Linked DNA regions of Mus musculus: regions 2 and 3 are each linked to region 1. A link is a contact called in ENCODE Hi-C or POLR2A ChIA-PET data. All regions are on one chromosome and are shown on one strand. The core of a region is the stretch at or near the end of the contact, and the rest is flanking DNA. Distances in the headings are between cores, read along the strand shown. Region 1 holds the start of Pold3 (polymerase (DNA-directed), delta 3, accessory subunit). Region 2 holds the start of Kcne3 (potassium voltage-gated channel, Isk-related subfamily, gene 3). Region 3 holds the start of Lipt2 (lipoyl(octanoyl) transferase 2 (putative)).

What was found. Hi-C counts contacts between places; a loop is a spot of excess contacts on that map. ChIA-PET counts read pairs that join two places held with the same protein, here RNA polymerase II (POLR2A).
Region 2: a map of gastrocnemius shows a loop between it and region 1 (2.4-fold over the local background). The contact joins the promoter of Kcne3 here to the promoter of Pold3 in region 1. A Hi-C loop is called at or near these places in 18 of 37 maps with a recorded cell type or tissue (Patski, T-helper 17 cell, adrenal gland and 5 more). POLR2A ChIA-PET finds 5 or more read pairs at or near these places in 3 of 5 experiments (Patski and embryonic stem cell).
Region 3: a loop to region 1 is called in a map of left cerebral cortex, with 5 times the contacts of the local background. The contact joins the promoter of Lipt2 here to the promoter of Pold3 in region 1. A Hi-C loop is called at or near these places in 8 of 37 maps with a recorded cell type or tissue (gastrocnemius, heart and left cerebral cortex). POLR2A ChIA-PET finds 5 or more read pairs at or near these places in 4 of 5 experiments (Patski and embryonic stem cell).

What each region holds. Positions count from the first base shown.
Region 1 is chr7:100,120,070-100,122,902 of GRCm38, reverse strand. Pold3 (polymerase (DNA-directed), delta 3, accessory subunit) reads left to right here and starts at 1,403. Exons shown (of 12, transcript NM_133692.2): 1 at 1,403-1,539. The coding sequence starts at 1,480.
Region 2 is chr7:100,177,319-100,180,151 of GRCm38, reverse strand. It overlaps Kcne3 (potassium voltage-gated channel, Isk-related subfamily, gene 3), which reads right to left and starts at 1,469. Exons shown (of 4, transcript NM_001360467.1): 1 at 1,386-1,469. Gm51453 (a long non-coding RNA gene) reads left to right here and starts at 1,461. Exons shown (of 3, transcript XR_003946660.1): 1 at 1,461-1,831; 2 at 1,921-2,352; 3 at 2,499-2,768.
Region 3 is chr7:100,157,815-100,160,647 of GRCm38, reverse strand. Lipt2 (lipoyl(octanoyl) transferase 2 (putative)) reads right to left here and starts at 1,371. Exons shown (of 2, transcript NM_026010.2): 1 at 901-1,371; 2 at 1-474. The coding sequence starts at 1,366. The coding sequence ends at 245. It overlaps Gm51452 (a long non-coding RNA gene), which reads left to right and starts at 472. Exons shown (of 2, transcript XR_003946658.1): 1 at 472-553; 2 at 2,517-2,833.

The DNA of each region.
Region 1 (2,833 bases), core at 154-2,653:
ATTGTAACCAAACTTCAAGCAAAATTCATTTGCTGAGAGTCTATTACACGTGGGTGTTCTGACATTATGAATACAGTAAGTTTGAATTTTTATTTATTAATTATTTTGTGCATATACATGGGCCTGCATGTACCATGGTGTGTGGAGACCAAAGGATGACTCCAAGGAATCAGTTCTCTCCTGCCATCTTTATGTGGCTCCCTGGGACTGAACTCAGGTCATCAGGTCTGTGCTGCAAGCACTTTACCCACTGAGCTATCTCATTGGCCCCAAGATCATACTTAAAATAGTTTTTGTTTACACAAACCCTGTCTCAAAGTCCTTGCAGTTGTTTCCTAGTCACTCTTCCCATGAACAACATGAAGGTGGTTTGAAATGATGGGACCTCATCTTTTGTATGTGTGTGTGTGTATAAAGGGATAATAAAATCTAACAAGACTACTTGAGGATTAGGGTCACTGCTAGAGATGCCCACCACATGCTAGTTACTCAGTAAGTAAGTAATTGTGATATATCTGGGGAATATACATGAAACTAAAAGACTTTCTTCATCTCTTAATTCGTGGGAGGGAAAATTCCAAGGGATACTCTTCTCTGATTTGTTTTTGACCCTAAAACCTTTCAGTGTATTTGTAGACACAACTGTAATCTCTTTGACATGATCTTGGGTTTATTTACAGGCATCTGTTATGATTCTCTATGAAAACCACACAATGCATTTGCTGGGTTTCTATGAGACTAAATGAAATTTCATTTTCAAAGCACTTGCTCAATATGTTTGTCGTGTAACAACACAGTTACCAGCTATTATTAGTGTGATCGTGGTGAGCACAGCTTGAAGGTTTTATGTGTATCGTCTCACTTATAACTCCAGCCAAATAGAATGATTTGATTTCTCGTCTGCTCTTTTCCCCAGTCTTTTCACATCTTCCGGGAAACTCCTGGTTGACCCAAAGATCATGTCCCTAATCTAGTGACTCTTACTTGGTAGCTCTGGCTAGGTTGGAGCTCCATGGGTAGAACAGGGTGGTCTTCAGCTCACAAAGATCTGCTTGCTTTTGCACCACCACGCCTGACACCAACTCTTTTAAGCCACCCCTCCTCCCCCTCTTCCCCCTCCTCCCTCTCCTTTACAATGTAGGCTCCATGTGTACTCTTGGCCACAGCACTCCCCCGCCCCCAGCGGTGAAATATAAGGTTATGAGTCAGTCTACTTGTGGTAGCAGAGAAATCGCAACGTTCTCAGGTGCACACCGACAACCACGGGCTCGCGCCTCACTTCCGGTCGGTCTCGCTCCAACTTCCCCCTACATCAGCCCTGGCTGGCCTCTCACTAGTTTGGCCCTCACCCGCCGCCGTAGCGCGGCGCCTTGGTTGCCCTGGGAGACGACCTGTGACCCGAGAGTGAGCGAAGCTGTTTCCCGCCGGCGGGAGCTACGGCTGGGGCGGGTTGAGCGCGGGGCTCGAAGCCGCACCACCATGGCGGAACAGCTGTATCTAGAAAACATAGACGAGTTCGTCACGGACCAGAACAAGATCGTGAGGAGCTAGGACCACGGGGGTGGGGAAGGCGGGGCCGTGCGAGGCGGGTGTGCGGGGGACTGGGCCTGCCCGGTCGGCGAGGGGTCGCGACCCCCGGTGCCTGTGGCTTCTCGGGGACCGGCTGAGGTGGCCACTGGTCACCGCGAAACCCGCGTAGGGAGACACGCCCTGCGGGCAGAGCTTCTGGCGCGCGCCCAAGCCCCGGGGCCTTGGGCGGGATTGTGAGGTCCGGGGGCGTGGAGCCTGGGAAGCCAGCGGGGTTCGTGAGGCTTCCTTTCCCTGCTCTGTCGGGTGGTGGCCCCTCAAGACAGTTGAGACTGGCCGACTTTCATAGGCGACTGCCTGGTGCTTTACCCACCAGAGACAGTTTCCTCTTCCTGGAAATTTAAATATTGAAAGCAGCTTGACCCACCTCCTCGGGCTAGCGTAAAAATGAAGAGACTTGGGTGTGATGGACCTTTGCTGCTGTGAGCCCATGGACACAGTTTGGTACACCGACTCACACCTCCCGGGTCCTCCAGGCTTTTGTGTTATCCCTAGAAGTGGGATTTAGCCAAGGGTCAAATGACGTGTATAAACGCGTCAAGGGCCATTAGGGCTGGATAGATAAATTCTTGAATCCCAGGTCTGTCTCTTTCCCCTCTGCCTCTGTCTGCCACTCTGCCTCTGACCAATCTTTATTAGTCCTCTTATTGGGAGTGCATCGTTTAGCTTTGGAAGAAACAACAGACATACCGGGTCAGGGAAGGATGGAGGCTCGATGCCCCTAGTTCTTGAAATTACCCCATACTACATTTATCCATTTTTCTCTCTCTCTTTTTTTTTTTTTTTGATTCCCACACCACCTGTTCCTCTTAACATTTGAATAGTTGCAAATTTACTGAGAAGTTCCTGGGTTATGTGCTTTCAAGTAATGCTAGGTTTTAGATAAATTTTAGGATAGTTTTAGGTAGCTTCTTAAAGACAAGAGGGTCAGAGAGCTTTTAAGTAAGACAAGGAGTTTGAGCTAAATAATCTTTGGCTTGGCTTTGTAGACTCTTAAGACTTTTCTTATTATGTTTAGTGTCATGCGCGTGCGCGCGCGCACACACACACACACACACATAATTGTGCTATGTCACAATTATGGATGTCAGAGGACCAGTTCTCTCATTCCACCGTACGAATCCAACAAATCAAACCCAGGCTCTTTTTGTTTGTTTGTTTTTCGAGACATGGTTTCTCTGTATAACCTTGGCTGTCCTGGGAACTCACTCTGTAGACCAGGCTGGCCTTGAACTCAGAAATCCTC
Region 2 (2,833 bases), core at 220-2,719, 57 kb before region 1:
AGTTCTGCCTATGTGACCTTGAATGCTTTTCCTCTGAACCATATCTGTAAGACGGAGGTAATTACCAGTGCCCAGCTCACCTCGTGAGAACTGGGGGAGACAATAGGCGGAGCAGGCATGAGAAAGTTACTGGGAACCCTGCTCACATTGTTCCCATAGCCATCCATGGCTCAGCTCACCTCTGAGAGCAGTCATCCCAAGTGCCTACCTTCTGCTGTGCCCTCTCACAGCCCACAGCCACCAAGGGTCGCCCACCTCCTTTGTGTCCCACCCTTTCTGATGAATCCTGCAGGTCCTTGCCATTTACAAGTGCCTTCCCTGCCCCTACTTGGCCAGTCTGTGTAGCCAAGCATAGGATGGAGGTTCTTGGTCTTGCCTGCCTCCCTCTTAGAAGGTACTTCAAGCTCCCCTGCGTTACAGATAGAAAACATGCCCTGAGGAATTTGAACTGAAGAAAGTTGCTAGTCGGTTTTCATCTTCCGGGAGTCAACAGACTTTAAAGGCAGTTTTTAATGCCTCCAGTTATCGCACCCCTCCATTTGCAATTTACAGAGTGGCTGGAGCCAGAGAGAATGAGTTTATTCGATATCTGTACGTGAAATAAGAGTCCTGGGCTAGGAGTGAGGAAACACTGGTTCTAATTCAATATGGTCCCTGGTGATAAGATTATCCTGGGTCCTCAGTTTCCTCCCATGCAAATTAATAAAGAGAAGGAGGCAGAGATTAGGACTTTGCTTCCCGGGGCTCTAACACACTGGCTGAGACACCTCCCAAACATTCCCCTTTGCCCTAATTGGATTACATGGGGGCAACTGGAGCAGGAGACCCATTTTACAGGAGGTGACCTAAGAAAGCATAAGGCACAAAGCCATGGTTGACCTGCATCAATTTACACTACCTGAAAACTAGAACCCAAGACTCCTGACTTTCAACCTAGAATTGCTACTAACAGCGGAAGATGCTTCAGCCCGTCCCGGGATTTCGGAGGATCTGATCGCCGAGGGCTGGTCACAGTGGAGTAGAATGGGTAGGGCAGTTCTGCAGAGCCCGCAGCTTTGGTAGAGCAAGACTGACTCCTGGAATGTTATTTCCGTGAGTGTCCCGCTGCAGACCTGTGAGTGTCCTCTTATCGGTAGGAGAGGAGGAGCCTTTGCTGCCTGGAGGAAAGCCTGGGAGAGCGCCTTCGGACCACACACGACTTTCCATGCGCAGCGAAACTCTCTAATCCCTATAGTTCCTGGGAATACCTGCTTTTCTCACTAAGGAAGATCCACTCTGTGTTTTAGCAGCACCCCACGTCGGGTCCCCCCTCTGAAGGAAAACACCGAAACCCTGCACGTCTTGCCCGGACTATGGATAGCTTTTCCAACCCTGTAGCGCCTTACCCGCCTCTACGATCTGTCTCCGGTGAACACTGCAATAATGCCCAGATGCGCTCAGTGCTCTCAGATCTCTGCACGCCTACTGGCTCTGGCTCCCTTTTCCTTCCCAGGGTGTCCCTCCTCTGGCCCCGCCCTGCCTTAGCACTCCAGCTTCAGCGTTGGCTGTCTTGGGGCGCCTCCGCCCAGCTCCTTAGCCTTAACCGGGTGCGGTTGCGGGGAACCACCTGCTTCCTGGATCCCAGACAGAATTTTTCTCGTCTGTGTCTCCTTTAAGTCTCAGCCAACCTAGCGAAAAGCTGATTTCCAAACACCCAGACCAAGCGCTAGGTTTTGGTGGAGTCGGGCTTGGTACCTGTGTAGCTGTGTGGCACTGGGCAGCTCCTCTCTGGGGCCTTGGTTTCCTGTCTATGGGTACCACCATTCCTGCACTCGCTCTTCACAGGGTTACGGTAAGATTAGAAGTGTTTTCAGAATCCAAAATACTAAAACCGGAATAGCCAAAGAAAACATCTGATTCTAAGACATACCCTGTTTTCAGTTTGCAGACGCCCAAATTGGGGAGGTGATTCTACACTCAGCAAGCAAGTCAGCGCAGAGCTCGGTCAGAGCTTGGTCTCAGAATCCACGTACTCTAGCAGGCATCTCCCCCCTCAGTAGTCTGTGTCACATGCCCGGTCTCAACTTGTATCCACTCACTTCTTAACTGGTGTCTGTCCCAGAACACTTGTTTTCCAGCCACTGGGTCCACATCCAAATTGTTTCTGATGATATTAAAAATTGTTTCTGTTGATATAGAAGAGACGCTGATAAGTGTCATTTTCCTGTTGATGACAGAAATAGGGATCTGCCTCTCAGGGACTCTGTAGCAACCACTTATCCAAGCTCTCTTCACTAGCGGAGGTCACACAACGAACACACTCAGATGAGCTCCCTCACAATTCTCGCAAAGATCTACTGCAGTATTTCCAAGGTGAGTAATTTCCATCACAGAATATTAGGATATGATTACCTAATACGTGCTTAGGGAAAAACAAGATTGCCACGTGGTGGGCTTTTTGTGCATAATTGCTAATCTCCTTCAGAACACATCCTTGTTGTGTTGTTTCTGTGTGGCAGGTTTCTATCCAGCCGTTCCTCCCTAAGCTGGACACCACCTCTGAGAGCCGTCATCCCGATTACCCCAGTATGCGCTGCTCCAGTCTGCACACCGAGGGCGGTGGGCTCCTCCTGGGAGGTTTGGATTCAAAAGACCCAGAGTGGGGCCCAGAAATCAGCATTCAGAGTTTTGCCTCTGTAGATGTCTGTGCACCGCTTACATGCCAGGTGCCCTCAAGGCCAGTCTTAAGCACCATTGGGAGACTGGGAATCTCGTTTCTCTTTTCTTTTTTTCTTTGTTTGTTTATGTGATTTTTGAGACAGGGTTTCTCTGTATAGCCCTGGCTGTTCTGAAA
Region 3 (2,833 bases), core at 122-2,621, 38 kb before region 1:
GGTAGCCTGTGACTTTTCATAGTATTTTCATAATGTCGTCTGAGGTAGGTGAGGAGATACAGGGAGCAATTGCTCAGGGCCTGTCATGGTCAGTGAATCAGAGTAGTTCTGGGGACTCAGTCAGACTAGCAATTGCTCAGGGCCTGTCATGGTCAGTGAATCAGAGTAGTTCTGGGGACTCAGTCAGACTAGAAGCTTTCTATTGTAGAACCATCATCCCAAGGATAAGGTGAATGAATGTCCTTCAGCTGGGGCTGTCCTCAGAGATTAACGTGCACTTGAAAGTCTCCTTGAATGCCACAAGGAATGATGGCATTACTTCATCCACAGTGACAAGTCTTTGAAGCGCCTCACTCAGGGAAGTGACTCCAGTTCCAACCAGTCCACAAGGCACAATGTGCTCAAACCATGTGAGGTCGGTTGAACAGTTCAGAGCCAAGCCGTGGGACGTGATGTGTCTTCCACAGCGGACTCCTGCAAGACAAGCCAAAATATCTTAGCATAGTTATACTTCCCTTCTTTGGGAGCCTCAGGATCCCTCTGGGGCTGAAAGGTAAGGAGGCCTGGGCACAATCCCTTGAAACTTGGATGGAACACTGACTGGATCTGGGGGCTAAGTCAATGGCGGTGGGGGCTGTGGTTACACATCAGCTGCCCTTATTTTCGAGATTCGTTTAACACAAGAATTGCGTTTGCATTGGAAGTTTTAAATTTTGGCATCCTGTCTCCCGTTATGAGTCACAGGAAGAAACCTGGCAATTCATACTGAACTAGAGGACTCTTTTGTCTCAGCTCCATGAGGGAGGTCAGTGGCTCATGCCCAGAGTTCATGTCCAGCCCAGCGCTCCCCGATGTTAGCCCTGCCCAGGCTCCGCCCCGGTCCCGCCCCGGCGCGCTCACCGATCGCGCAGATCTTGCGCTCCCCCAGCCAGACGCCAGTGTAGGGCGGCGGCCGCGCGCGGGCGCCCTGCAGGCCCCGAAGTTCGCACAGTCGCACGGCGCACGCCTCCAGCGCCGCCACGTGGGTGCGCAGGCGCAGGCCTAGGAGCCGCAAGTCAAGCACCGGGTGGCAGAGCAACTGGCCCGGGCCGTGGAAAGTGGCCAGGCCGCCGCGGCCGGTGGCGCGCACCTCGGCGCCCAAGGCCCTCAGCCGCGTAGTCTCCTCGGGTGTCAGGCCACCGCGTAGCCCGCCCGTGTATACGGGCCCCGCTGGCTCGCAGACCAAGAGCACACCCGCTTTGGTCCCCGACAGGGTCCCAGGGCGAGGGTCTGCCTGTAGCCGCCGTAGCCAATGCTCCTGCAACGCCAGCAGCTCCGAGTAGTGCACCCGACCAAGCCAAACGAGCCGGACCACAGGCAGCGACATCGCGCGGGAGGCGGCGTGCGTGGGCCACGCCTTCTGGCGGGTCTCGGGGCGGGGACTCTGGGCCACGCCCCTGAGCTTCAGCCCGAGTGGAGCTTCAGTTCCCGCCTACCTGTGTGACCCGAAGTCCAGGCAGGATTGGTCTTAACCACCCATTCATTCCAATAATCATTTTTTAGTATGTTCTGTGTTCTGCAGGAACTTGGACCGTGCAGTGTAGAGTATTTGAGAAACGAAGATCCAACCCTGGAAGCTTAGGTGTTCACAGCTGACAAGCTAATATTAAAGTTTTTTTTTTTGACAATATTCAGAAATTGTCTTTCTGTTTCACCATGTAAATTCTTTTTTTTAATTTAATTAATTTATTTATTACGTATTTTCCTCAATGATGGAAAGAAAAACAGAATTCAGTAATATGTTGAGTTCCTCGAAAACTGAAAGGGAGACTAGTGTGCAAAGAGGTTTATTGTGGATCGGTGTGGGACGTAGCAGGTACTTCAAGATATATAAGACTTGAAAGAAACAGGATTAGGCAGAAGCTGTAGTTGAGCAGAGAAATAGTTGCATTAGATTCTTTCCTTAGCTATCCCCCAGGAATGCTCCGAGTCTGGCCTGACCCATTAGAATTATTCTAGATTAAAGCAAATGGGACATCCTACATAGATGGGTCACAAAAACAAGCTACTCCTGGGAAGGCACCGTTACCTTTGTAGGAGTTGCTTCCATTATGAAGCCCTGATCTCTGAAGGGAGCTCCAGCTTGAGTCATCATACAACCCAGTCCCAGAAGCCGAGGGAAGGACAGGGGACGGGAAGCCAGAATATCAAGATTAATTGTGATTAATTGGCCCAGAAACCCTTCCTGACCTGAGCTTTATACAACAGAGAATGTGCCAGAAAAGTCCCCAGAACTACAATTTGGAGAGGTAGATGTCTTATCAAAGTCTTATAAAGGGTCCTGAGCCCTCAGTCCCCAAGGCTTTTACTTAGCCCACTAGCTCACGCCCATTCTTGGGAGTGTTTTTCTTTTTTTAATAACCAGCCCCTGTTTCTAACCACACTGTGTGTCTCTGGTGTGGTATTCTAACCTGGGACATAATCTCAGATCTGCACTGACCACTAATTTTTTCCCCTTTTCTTTATTTCCTTTTCAGATATCGGCCTAAAGCCTGAGCCTACATCGTTGCACTGTGGACTTTCTCACTCTCTGAACCCCTCCACCTCTGCCATGCAGGTTCTCCCCTCCCTCCTCCATCACAGAAGATCCTCCTGCCTCTGCCTCCTACGTGCTGGGATGGACTTTGACTGTTAATAGCTCCAGTAACACTGAGTGTGGGTGGGCCAGGAAGCAGAAAGAGGAAGAACAGAATACCAACCAGAGTGAGGCTCAATGCCAAGAATTAATAAGGCGGACAGACTGGCATGGGCAAACATATATAATAGCAGGTTTCAGAGCGGATGACAAAAGTTA